Regions from separate parts of the Homo sapiens genome. Here region 2 is linked to region 1. The links are chromatin contacts, found by Hi-C or POLR2A ChIA-PET in ENCODE. All regions are on one chromosome and are shown on one strand. The core of a region is the stretch at or near the end of the contact, and the rest is flanking DNA. Distances in the headings are between cores, read along the strand shown. Region 1 overlaps YPEL2 (yippee like 2). Region 2 has its middle 42 kb from the start of MIR4729.

Region 1 (5,449 bases), core at 1,109-3,608:
CCGACCTTATCTGATAATTCCTTAAGACTCCCATCCTTAGACATAGAAACATAAATCCCTTCCACTTATTTGGGTGCTCAATCTTTCTTGGCCAACGCAAGTGCCTGACTTACTGTGAAATATCAAGCATTGGAAAATCATCTCCTGAGCAAAACAGCTTTGAGTCCCACTAAAGCGATCTCTGATGGTAAAAAAAATTACAGGGAAACCCAAGTGTCCAACAAGAAGGGAGTGACTCAGAATGTTGTGATAGGGCCACATGAAGAAATATTGTGTCTCCATGATGATCAATCAACAAATATCTAATGAGCAGCCATGTCCGGAGCCTTGCTGGGCACCGCAGAGAGTATATAGCTAGTCCATCTAGCCACCTAGAAAACGGGACTAAAATACATTAAGTCTAAAGCAGTATAAATCGCGGCAATAAATTATGGCTGTTAAAGGAGTTCAGAGAAGATGGATGGGACAGGAGGAGATGAGAGCGCTGTAGGAGGGCTGATCACAGCAGAGGGCTTTCATGAAGAGGAAGTAAGGTCAAAGAGGCTGTGAGGCCTTGAAAGCCAGCAGAAGCCCCCGGCAACCTACTCCACCTATCATGATTAAGCAGCTGGAAGTGCATCTGTTTTGCTGCTAAGGACTCCTCAGTACAGTCCAGCTACATCCCCATCTCTTTCCTACGGAGAATAACAACTCGAGGAGAAATCAATGGTGGCCCTGAGATGTTTGCAACATATAATAATAAAAATAGGCTGGGCACAGCAGCTCACGCCTGTAATCCCAGCACTTTGGGAGGCTGAGGCAGGTGGATCACGAGGTCAGTTCAAGACCAGCCTGGCCAACACGGTGAAACCCTGTCTCTACTAAAAATACAAATTACCTGTGTGTGGTGGCACACGCCTGTAATCCCAGCTACTCAGGAGGCTGAGGCAGGAGAATCACTTGAGCCTGGGAGGCAGAGGTTGCAGTGAGCCGAGACCATGCCATTGCACTCCAGACTGGGCAACAGAGCCCATGTCAAAAAATTAAAATAATAATAACAACACTACACTGTATGTCCCATGTTCTGATACTGCCTCGGGGCATTGTCATAAGCACTATTTACTTTAACTTCTCACAACCACCTTGGGTATGAGGAAAGGCAACAGTGGATGGGGACAGAGTCAGTCCTAGGACACACATCTTACAAGGCTCCTGCCTCTCTTAGGCATCTGCTTTGTGTGGTGAGCATTGTCTATTGTGCCCACATCTAAACACAGGGCATTCTTATCACTCTTCAATGCACAAATATTTCCTTACTGAAGGGAGCGGAGAGGGTGTGGGATCCTTAGCAGCACTGGGCAGTAAATCTGAAAGCAGAACTTGTTAGTTTCTAAACAAGGACCAGCCGGTTAGACCACAGAGTGGGTGTTTCCATGCAAATTCCAGCACTTTCATGTTGCTCCATGAACTGAGCCCAGCCAGGACAGCAAGCCATGCTTTTTGTATTTTACTTTTTTGCAACCAGCTAAGGAGTCTTTGATTGGGCCTAGAGAGGGACTCAATTAGCATCATGGAAACAGAGGAGATTTCAGAAAGGAAAGGTCAGCCACAAGCCTAGCATTTGCTATCAGCCATCTGCCAAGCAGGAAGTGCTACTCAGATCTATTTTTAATCATCTTCCCCAGGCTAGGGCTTCTGGGAAAATTCAGAGGCCAGGGTTATTCCAAGACAAACATTTAATTGCTACCTTTCTGTACACATTTTAAAACAGCCTCTGGACACTCAAGACCAACTTATACACAGAGGCCCAGTTTCTGGGTTCTGTCACTCTGGTACCTACATCCAAGGTTATCTTTGGAAGCCATGATGGGGGACCTCTCCTTGGGGACTGTCTGGGATATCAAGTACTCCACATAATGTAATAATTCCTATAGCCAGCAGGTTTCAGATACTTGGTTACAAGTGACAGGAAGAGAGGAGGAGGTGGGAATTCAGGTCCAAGAGTTCATGTTCATTCCCCAAAGAAGTGAGACCAGTGAAGTGAACTGTGCAAACTTCCTCGTCACTCCCATATTCATTTTAAGCACATTTATCACTTTAGAAAGGTAAATTAAAACCAGTTCATCCAGGCAGTAATCTCATTTGTTACTAAAGATATTGACTGGCTAAAGAAACAGGAGAGGTTTCATCTTAATTCCCAAGGCCCCAGTCTGTGCTGTGGCTGGTGCATCCAGGCATGAGAACATTCTGTCCACTGGCTCCTTCTCCCTCCTGTCTCGCGGCAGGGCTATGTCTCAGTTCAACCCAGCCCAAGGAATGAAACATCTCTGAGAGGTCTGGACAGGGAGTCTGGCACAGCCAGGGCAGACTCTGCAGAGACAGAGCCTGGCTCAGGCAGCCCCTGCATTCTCCAGCTCACACAAACACAGAGTTTGCTTGCCTCTCAACACTTACAAACTTTCAGCCTCCAATTTCCACCCCAAGGTAAAGCCGGAGCATATGTACGATTGTGCCCCAGCCAAGCCATGTTCCACCTGCCACTAAAGAAGTGGAGGATTGGGGACAGGCAGCTGGTCACCACCCAGGGCCTGCCCCATCCAACACGATACTGGGGAGCTGCAGAGCCCACTATGCCTGCAGACAAAGGGGTCTGCTCAGCATTCTGCCCACCTCCGACCTTCCCCCTTCCCTACTGTTAGAAGCTTATCTGTCTGCAAGCAGCCGGTGGGAAAGCTAAGCCGAAAGGGCACCTTGGCCATGGGATCTTTGCCTAAGGATGTGAAACAGGAGACTGGGTATTTGGGGCAACTTAACACCAGCCAGAGCCCAGCCAGCAGGCCAGGGAGGAAGGGACCGACTAGACAGGCCTGTGCTTCACAGGAGCTCTAACTCCCTCGGCTGGGGGCTGGAATCCCTCCTCCCAGTGTGCGGAACTCTACTCTAGTAAGGTGGGGGCACACATGCTCCTGGGGAAAATAAAACAAAAACAAAAAAACAAAAAAGGGCCACTGCACAGGGTCACTCCCCCTGACCCAGTTGGACTACACATTAATTGGGGCTTCTGAGCCCTGCTGACTCTTGAGTTCCTCTTGTCTGGTTTCAGCAGAGAAGGGAGTTAATCAGCAAACAGCTTAAGGAAGGATAACTCTCTGCCCCTGCTGAGGGCCACCTGTGCCCCTCCTCTGTGTGCCATGGCTCGATGGGCCAGCAAACCCTATTGAAACAAACAGCAAAGAAACAAGCCGAAGCAATCTGGGGTGCCATGTTTGGTCCCAGTGTAAGACGCCAGGAACAGGGGGTTACCTGGAGATTTCAAAGCGAGGCAGACAGTCTGAGAAGGACCAATGGAAGGGCTTGTGTTGGGTTCCTCTGTTTAGTCAAAGCAAGAAATAGGTTGTGTGATACAGCACTTAATGGTAGACCCTGAGATCAGGCCTGAATTTACATTCTAGCCTGCCTGGCCTGAGGACCAGTGAAAACCAGAATATATGACAGACCGTTTTGCTGCTATTTCATTTGTTCTGACCTGATAATAAAAATCAGAATCATTAAAAAATAAAAATAAAAATTCTGGCTGGGCGCAGTGGCTCCCACCTGTAATCCCAGCACTTTGGGAGGCCGAGGCGGGCGGATCACGAGGTCAGGAGATCAAGACCATCCTGGCTAACACAGTGAAACCCCGTCTCTACTAAAAAATACAAAAAATTAGCCGGGCATGGTGGCAGGCGCCTGTAGTCCCAGCTATTCAGGAGGCTGAGGCTGAGGCTGGAGAATGGCGTGAACCCAGGAGGCAGAGCTTGCAGTGAGCCCAGATCGCGCCACTGCACTCCAGCCCAGGCGACAGAGCGAGACTCCGTCTCAAAAAGAAAAAAAGAAAAAAATTCTGGTTCTGCCATTTCCTAGCTGGGTCTCCTTGGTCAACTCAATCTGTCTGAGCCTCACATTCCTCATCTAAAAATGGAGACAACAGTAGTACATCTCTCTTTGGATTAGTCTGAGGCAAAAGACATGATTCACATATAACATGCCTAGCACAATGCCTGCCCCTTAGTAGACACCCAGTAAAATGATGGCTATTGTTAGGATAATTAAAAGAAGGCCTCCAAAGAGCTGTTTCCTTTTTCAAATAAAGGTCAGTCAAAACCACTCTTTGGACCTCCAGGGAACTACTACAAGTGTAAAGTGCTGGATGGCAGGCAGCGGACATTAGGGACAGCACGTGTATCTTCCAAGTACTGAGAACGCTTGTCCTAGAGCTGTGGCTCCCAAATATTAGTACTGGTTACATCAGACCGGGACAGGGATACTCGTTAAAATACAGATCCCCAGTGGGTCTGGGACTAGGGTCAGGCGAGCCAGAAGGCTGGAACATGAAATTTAAGGAGGCACTGTTTGTGGGGTGCTGACCCTGTACTGTACAACTCTGAGAGTGAGTGTCTCCTTAAATCTTGTGTCCTAGGTGACCTGCTTCCCTCGGCCATCAGGGCCCTGATTCCACAACACTCTCAGACCCTCAGAAAAGGAATCTGTGAGGTGGGGTCTGGCAATCTGCCTTTGTATCTCAGGTGATTCTGATGTACTGTCAGATTTGGGAATCACTGTCCAAGAATCCCCATTTTCCAATGCCTGTTTCAATGATTCTCTAAATACATAAAGACTGCAGAAGCTACTTATTTCCACCTTCACTTGGCCGTATTCCAAACCTCATGGCTACACCAAAGCCACTGGAATTCTGCAACTGAATTCTCTCTTTAAATTTAGAGAAAAACTCATCAACAGGGAGTTGCAATTGCCCGCTTTCAATGATTTGGGGAGCCTTACTCAAGAAGCCAGGAGTGTCAGATGAGACAGAGGGCCCAGGACCTGCAAACCCCCAGACCTCCATGAACTAACAAAGGCCCTCTTCTTAGAGTTATGACTGCCTGCTGTTTGCCAGTGATCTACCTGCTTGCTATTTAGCTGAAGGCACCACCAAGGAGGGACCCAGCCTGACTATTTTTAAACAGCTATGGCATGTTATCAATGCCCACTACTCCACAACATCAACATTGTATAATCACACAAAGCTCAAGGATACATGGTTTACAGAAGCTAAAGAAGTTGATTTTCCAAAATAGGCTATGTTTTATTCTCATCCAATCTCAATAAAATCCTATCACTCCTTTGCTTAAAACCTTTTAGCAGCTCCTCACAGCATCCAGAACTCTGTCTAAACTCCTTAGTTTGGCCTTCTAGGCCTTGCATGATCCACCCTGACCTGCTTCCCTAAAGCACAGACTCCCCATCTGTCTTCCCTGTGGTCCCTGGACTTGGCCTCGTGTCATGTTTCTCTGTCTCTGCTCAGAATGGACTCCTCTTGTCTTCGTCTTCTTGTCCACTTAGTAAATGCTTCTAAACACTCATCTTAGTAAACATTCATCCTGCTCTTTACCCTCATAACATCTGGAACAATCACTTACAGTGAAACAAT
Region 2 (5,449 bases), core at 2,129-4,628, 36 kb before region 1:
ACCCCGCTGAAAGTTTTGCAGTCCATGCTCACTGACTGTGCAGCCTCTGACTTCGTGGGCTCATACATTGCTTGCATCCAGGCTCTACTTGTGAGAACTTCCTTTGGGCAACAGAGAGCACACCGCCCTCTGACCAGCCCCCTGAAGGGATTCCTGTTTGTGCTCCCAAGACTTTGCTCAGCATCCTCTCCAACATAGCCCATGTGGAGAAATCTGCCGCTTTGCTACTCCATGAGTAACTGCTAATCACCCCATTCTTCCCACCACTTGTACTTAAGTTGGACTGAATGGAACCATTTGAGGACCTTCCTTGCCCCCCCAACACTGGTTGTAGAAAACATCTGTCTACATGCTTTACTTAGGTTTCCCGTCCTCTAAGCTTCTCTCTCATTTACCTTAGAGTTTCCAGTGGAATAAGGTAAAAGCTAAAGTAATCTTTCCTTTCTCCCGCATATGTTCAATAAATATCATGAGTTTCCTTTTGGGTTAGAGTTGAAAGGAAGAATTCTTTGAGCATCTGTATATCCACTTGATTATTCCTTCAGCAACCCTTCATTGAACCTTTAGTCTGGGTAGCTGTAAAGAAAGAGTCTGGGCTGGGCACAGTGGCTCACGCCTGTAATCCCACTGGGAGGCTGAGGTGGGAGGATCACTTGAGCCCAGGAGGTCAAGGCCACAGTGAGCTGTGAACATGCCACTGCATTCCAGGCTGGGCAACAGAACAAGACGCTGTCTCTAAAAAGAAAAGAGTCTGGGTCCCTGCCCTCAAAGAAGGGCTAGGGAGGGACACAGATAATACAACTCGATAAGGACCATACCAGAGGCCTGGGCCAAGTGCTGCAGGGACCCAGTGGAAGAGGGGCCATGGTGGCAAGGCCCATGGGAAGCCTTTCTAGAACTTTACTTTCTAGTCCAACCAGTAACTGCTGTGGCAACACAGATCTTTCCTTCACTGGGCAACTACCCACTCCCCTTTTTGCATAAGCATTCCCAGGGGGACTGAGAAAACTCCCTAAGGGCAGAGACCTTGTCTGTTTATCCCTAGCATAAAGCCTAGCTCATAAATATTTGTTGAAAGAATGTGTGAGTGATTGTCTTTGGGGATATTTAGCATTTGCCAAATTCCCTGGAAAGAAATATAAAATAAAACATGTTTAGAAAGAACATGCTGGGAGCTAAATGATGAGAACTTAGAACACAAAGAAGGAAACAGACACTGGGGTATACTTGAGGGTGGAGGATGGGAGCGGGGAGCGGAGCAGAAAAGACAACTATTGGGTACTGGGCTTAATTCCTGGGTGGTGAAATAATCTATATAACAAACCCTTGTAACATGAGTTTGCCTATGTAACAAACCTTCACATGTACTCCTGAACCTAAAAGTTAAAAAAAAAAAGTACATGAGAAAAAAGGGATCATTATCATCCATGATATTAAGAATCCCTCTCCTCTGTGCAGTGTTTCACATACATTTTCTTTTTTTCTTTTTTTTTTTTTTTTTTTTTTGAGATGGAGTCTTGCTCTGTCGCCGAGGCTGGAGTGTAGTGGTGCAATCTTGGCTCACTGCAACCTCTGCCTCCCAGGTTCCAGCGATTCTCCTGCCTCAGCCTCCCAAGTAGCTGGGATTACAGGCATACGCCACCATGCCCAGCTAATTTTTTTGTATTTTTAGTAGAGACACGGTTTCATCATGTTGGCCAGGATGGTCTCGTACCTTGTGAGACTCAGTTGACCCATCTATAAAAAGGGGTTACAGGCCGGGCACAGTGGCTCATGCCTGTAATCCCAGCACTTTGGGAGGCCAAGGTGAGTGGACTGTTTGAGCCCAGGAGTTTGAGACCAGCCTGGGCAACATAGTGAGACCCTGTCTCTACAAAAAAATTGACCTCAGGTGATCCACCCGTCTCAGCCTCCCAAAGTACTAGGATTACAGGCATGAGCCACTATGCCCGGCTTTCACATGCATTTTCTACTTTGAGTAACATAAATCCATGCCTTGCCCTCACACTACTGAAGCAAAAATCATGACCATTTCTTCAGCTATACAGTGCCAGGCTTTCTCTATGTGCATGATCTCACTTAGTCCTCACAGTAACTCTTTTTTTTTTTGAAATAAGGTCTTGCTCTCTTGCCCAGGCTGGAGTGCAGTGGCACAATCATAGCTCACTGCAGCCTTAACCTCCCAGGCTCAAGCAGTCCTCCCACCTCAGCCCCCCAAGTAGCTGGAACTACAGGTGTACACCACCATGCCTGGCTAATTTTTTAATTTTTTTGTAGAGACAGGGTCTCACTATGTTGCCCAGGCCGGTCTCAAACTCCTGGGCTCAAACAATCCACTCACCTTGGCCTCCCAAAGTGCTGGGATTACAGGCATGAGCCACTGTGCCCGGCCTGTAACCCCTTTTTATAGATGGGTCAACTGAGTCTCAGAAGGTAACTGATCTGGCCAGGTGTGGTGGCTCACGCCTTTAACCCCAGTACTTTGGGAGACCAATGTGGGAGGATCATTTGAGGCCTGGGCAACATAGTGAGACTCTATCTCTACAAAAATAAAAATACAAAAATTAGCCGGGTGTGGTGGTGCAGGCCTGTAGTCCCAGCTACTTGGGAGGCCGAGATGAATAGCTTGAGCCCAGGAGATTGAGGCTGCAATGAGTTATGACAATGCCACTGCACTCCAGTGGCCTGGGTGACAGACCAAAACCCTATCTCTTAAAAAAAAAAAAGGAAGGTAACTGATCTATCCATGGTCACACATCTAACTAGCAACAGAACCAGGTCTGACTCTGGTGCCCGAGTTTTAAACCACATGCCTGTGCGTCTCATGCCCACTGGTAGAAAAGTCTTTTGCAGGCATTCTCCACCAGGCGTGGTGGCTCAAGCCTGTAATCCCAGCACCATAGGAGGCTGAGGCAGGTGGGTGATGTCGGGAGTTCGAGACCAGCCTGGCCAACATGGTGAAACCCCATCTCTACTAAAAATGCAAAAATTAGCTGGGCATGGTGGCACACATCTGTAATCCCAGCTACTTAGGAGGCTGAGGCAGGAGAATCGCTTGAACCCAGGAGGCAGAGGTTGCAGTGAGCTGAGATCGTGCCACTGCACCCCAGCCTGGATGACACAGTGAGACTGTCTCCAAAAAAAAAAAAAAACAACAACAGGCATTCTTATGTTGAGTTCTGTCTGCCTCGTCCCACTGCTTGCTTTTTCAAGCAAGCCTCCCTCAGGCTAAACCTGGGTTTACCCAAGGCAAGAGGAAATGTCTGATGCACTGGACTCAGAAAGTCCATGCCAGTTACTTCTGAGAGAACGCTGACCTTTTCTTTGCAGGATGACTACCCACTCTCCCTTGTTAAACAAAAACTCCCAAAGCGGTCCCTCCTACAGCAAGGGCTCCAGGAGGTCAGCGGCTCTCTTTTCCCTCCAGCCTCCTCTCTCAGATGGCTGAGAATTCTCGCCAGTAAACTATTTCTTTTCTAATATCATTGAGATCTAAAACGAAATGAAATCTGAACCTTGGGTATGTCTCGTCTCCATGGAAACAGCTTCAAGCCTGAGTGCCTCCAAGAGATATGGGTGCAGTTCTTCCAGCTGCCCTGGAAATAAATGACTGAGAACTGGGCAGTGCCAAAACAAGGTCCTGTTGAATTAGCAGCAGTTTTAATAATAACCACAACAGGTTCAACATAGGATTAGGTCATCAGCAGCAGCATTATCAACCTGTATTTTCAATTTTTAAGTGTGCTGGCTTGGTCAAGAACCAGCCAAATGAATGACAGCACAGATCATCCTGTCTACTTTGGGAAGGGATGTTTTAAACTCTATTAAGGTGGTGCAAAGACTGTGGTAGGAAAAAACATAAACAGTAATAAATTTTAAGAACATTCTGTAGACGCATTTTCGCTTCTGGGAATGGGAAACTAAAATTTCCCCAAGAGGCTTCATTATTAAAGCCATAAATAAAACATCCCCGATTCGACTGCTTGGTTGCTTTGCTTGCGTGGCCTTGCTCTGGCGAAGTGGCTCAGAATTTGAGGCAGACACGTCCAGGGGAAGCTGGGGAGGTGAGTGAATTTGACAGCATTGGGCCTCCTCCTCTCCAGCACGTTACCTGCATGCCAGACCAGAGTGCAGGGATGATGAGTGCATTTTGCTGTACTGAAGACCACCAGAGAGGATTAGCGTAAAATTCAAGGATGATTTTTCTAGCTGATGTCCCCCTACCTTTCTTCTTTCCATAAACGTACACTCTCCTCTAGAAGTAAAAGCAAGCAGTATGGTGCAAGGACCACTAGCTTCATTGCCTAACAGGGCTGCTGCTTATTAGGCCCAGTAACCACGATTACTTCACTTCTCTGGGTGTCAGTCCCCTGTGTAGAGGTGGGCTCAGAGGGATGAGTGCTGAATCCTACATATCCTATGTGCTCACAGTGTTCACCACAGTGAGTTCCAATCAATCAGTAAAAAGACAAGTGACACTTGCGGAGACCCATTTGTGCTGGGCACTTTATGGCTGTCATTATATTTGACCTCACGATAACTTACATGGTTGCTGGTGTTCCCTATTTACAGATGATGGAAACGAGACCTCATAATTGCAGTGACTTTCTCAAAGTGATAAATGTGTAAACATGCAGCCAGGCTTCAAATCCATCTGTCCAACCCCAAAGCCAAGGTTCTTTCCACTTGACTCTGTTGATTTCTGAGCTCATGAGCTCGGGATACATCATTAACATTATTTTAATTGAAAATAAATATAACTCGCCAGGCACGGTGGCTCACGCCTGTAATCCCAGCACTTTGGGAGGCCGAAGCGGGCGGATCACCTGAGGTTGGGAGTTCAAGACCAGTCTGACCAACATGGAGAAACCCTATCGCTACTAAAAATACAAAATTAGCCAGGTGTGGTGGCACATGCCAGCTACTTGGGAGGCTAAGGCACGAGAACTGCATGAACCCAGGAGGTGGAGGTTGCGGTGACCCGAGATCGCACCATTGCATCCAGCCTGGGCAACAAGAGCAAAACTCAGTCTCAAAAAAAAAAAAAAAAAAAAAAAAAAAAAATATATATATATATATATATATATATATATAAAATTCTTTATCATTGGGAATTACAGGTACCTTATATGCAACATGAACTTTTTCAATCCTTGGCTTGTTCCAAGCTACCCTGGAGAATTACCTCTGAATGGCTCCATAAAGATGTTGTCATGTGTTAGAATACCTTAGTCATTTTCATGTGGGCAAGGGTCTGGATTTTTTTTATCTTTTAAAATCATTTTGAGCAAATGAAAACAACATTTTTTCCCCTCAAAAGAAATATAAGGCTGGGCATGGCGGTGCATGCCTGTAATCCCAGCACTTTGGGAGGCTGAGGAGGGTGGCTCACTTGAGGCCAGGAGTTCGAGAGACCGGGAGGTGGAAGCTGCAGTGAGCCTTGATCGTG

The links. Hi-C counts contacts between places; a loop is a spot of excess contacts on that map. ChIA-PET counts read pairs that join two places held with the same protein, here RNA polymerase II (POLR2A). Pooled maps may share reads with other maps.
Region 2: a map of PC-9 shows a loop between it and region 1 (4-fold over the local background). The contact joins two enhancer-like sites. A Hi-C loop is called at or near these places in 5 of 168 maps with a recorded cell type or tissue (Caco-2, IMR-90, K562 and 2 more) and 4 of 50 pooled maps. POLR2A ChIA-PET finds 5 or more read pairs at or near these places in 8 of 52 experiments (B cell, CD4-positive, alpha-beta T cell, CD8-positive, alpha-beta T cell and 5 more).

The regions. Positions count from the first base shown.
Region 1 is chr17:59,368,465-59,373,913 of GRCh38, reverse strand. The region is part of intron 2 of YPEL2 (yippee like 2); the gene reads right to left. Among named protein-coding and RNA genes, the nearest start is that of MIR4729, 5.1 kb to the right of the region's middle. RefSeq lists enhancers at 3,271-3,770, 3,771-4,272. Within about 2 kb of position 2,358, at least 29 of the 41 ENCODE cell types and tissues checked have a DNase peak (open chromatin) inside an H3K27ac peak, as active enhancers do.
Region 2 is chr17:59,405,072-59,410,520 of GRCh38, reverse strand. No RefSeq gene overlaps it. Among named protein-coding and RNA genes, the nearest start is that of MIR4729, 42 kb to the right of the region's middle. Within about 2 kb of position 3,378, at least 4 of the 41 ENCODE cell types and tissues checked have a DNase peak (open chromatin) inside an H3K27ac peak, as active enhancers do.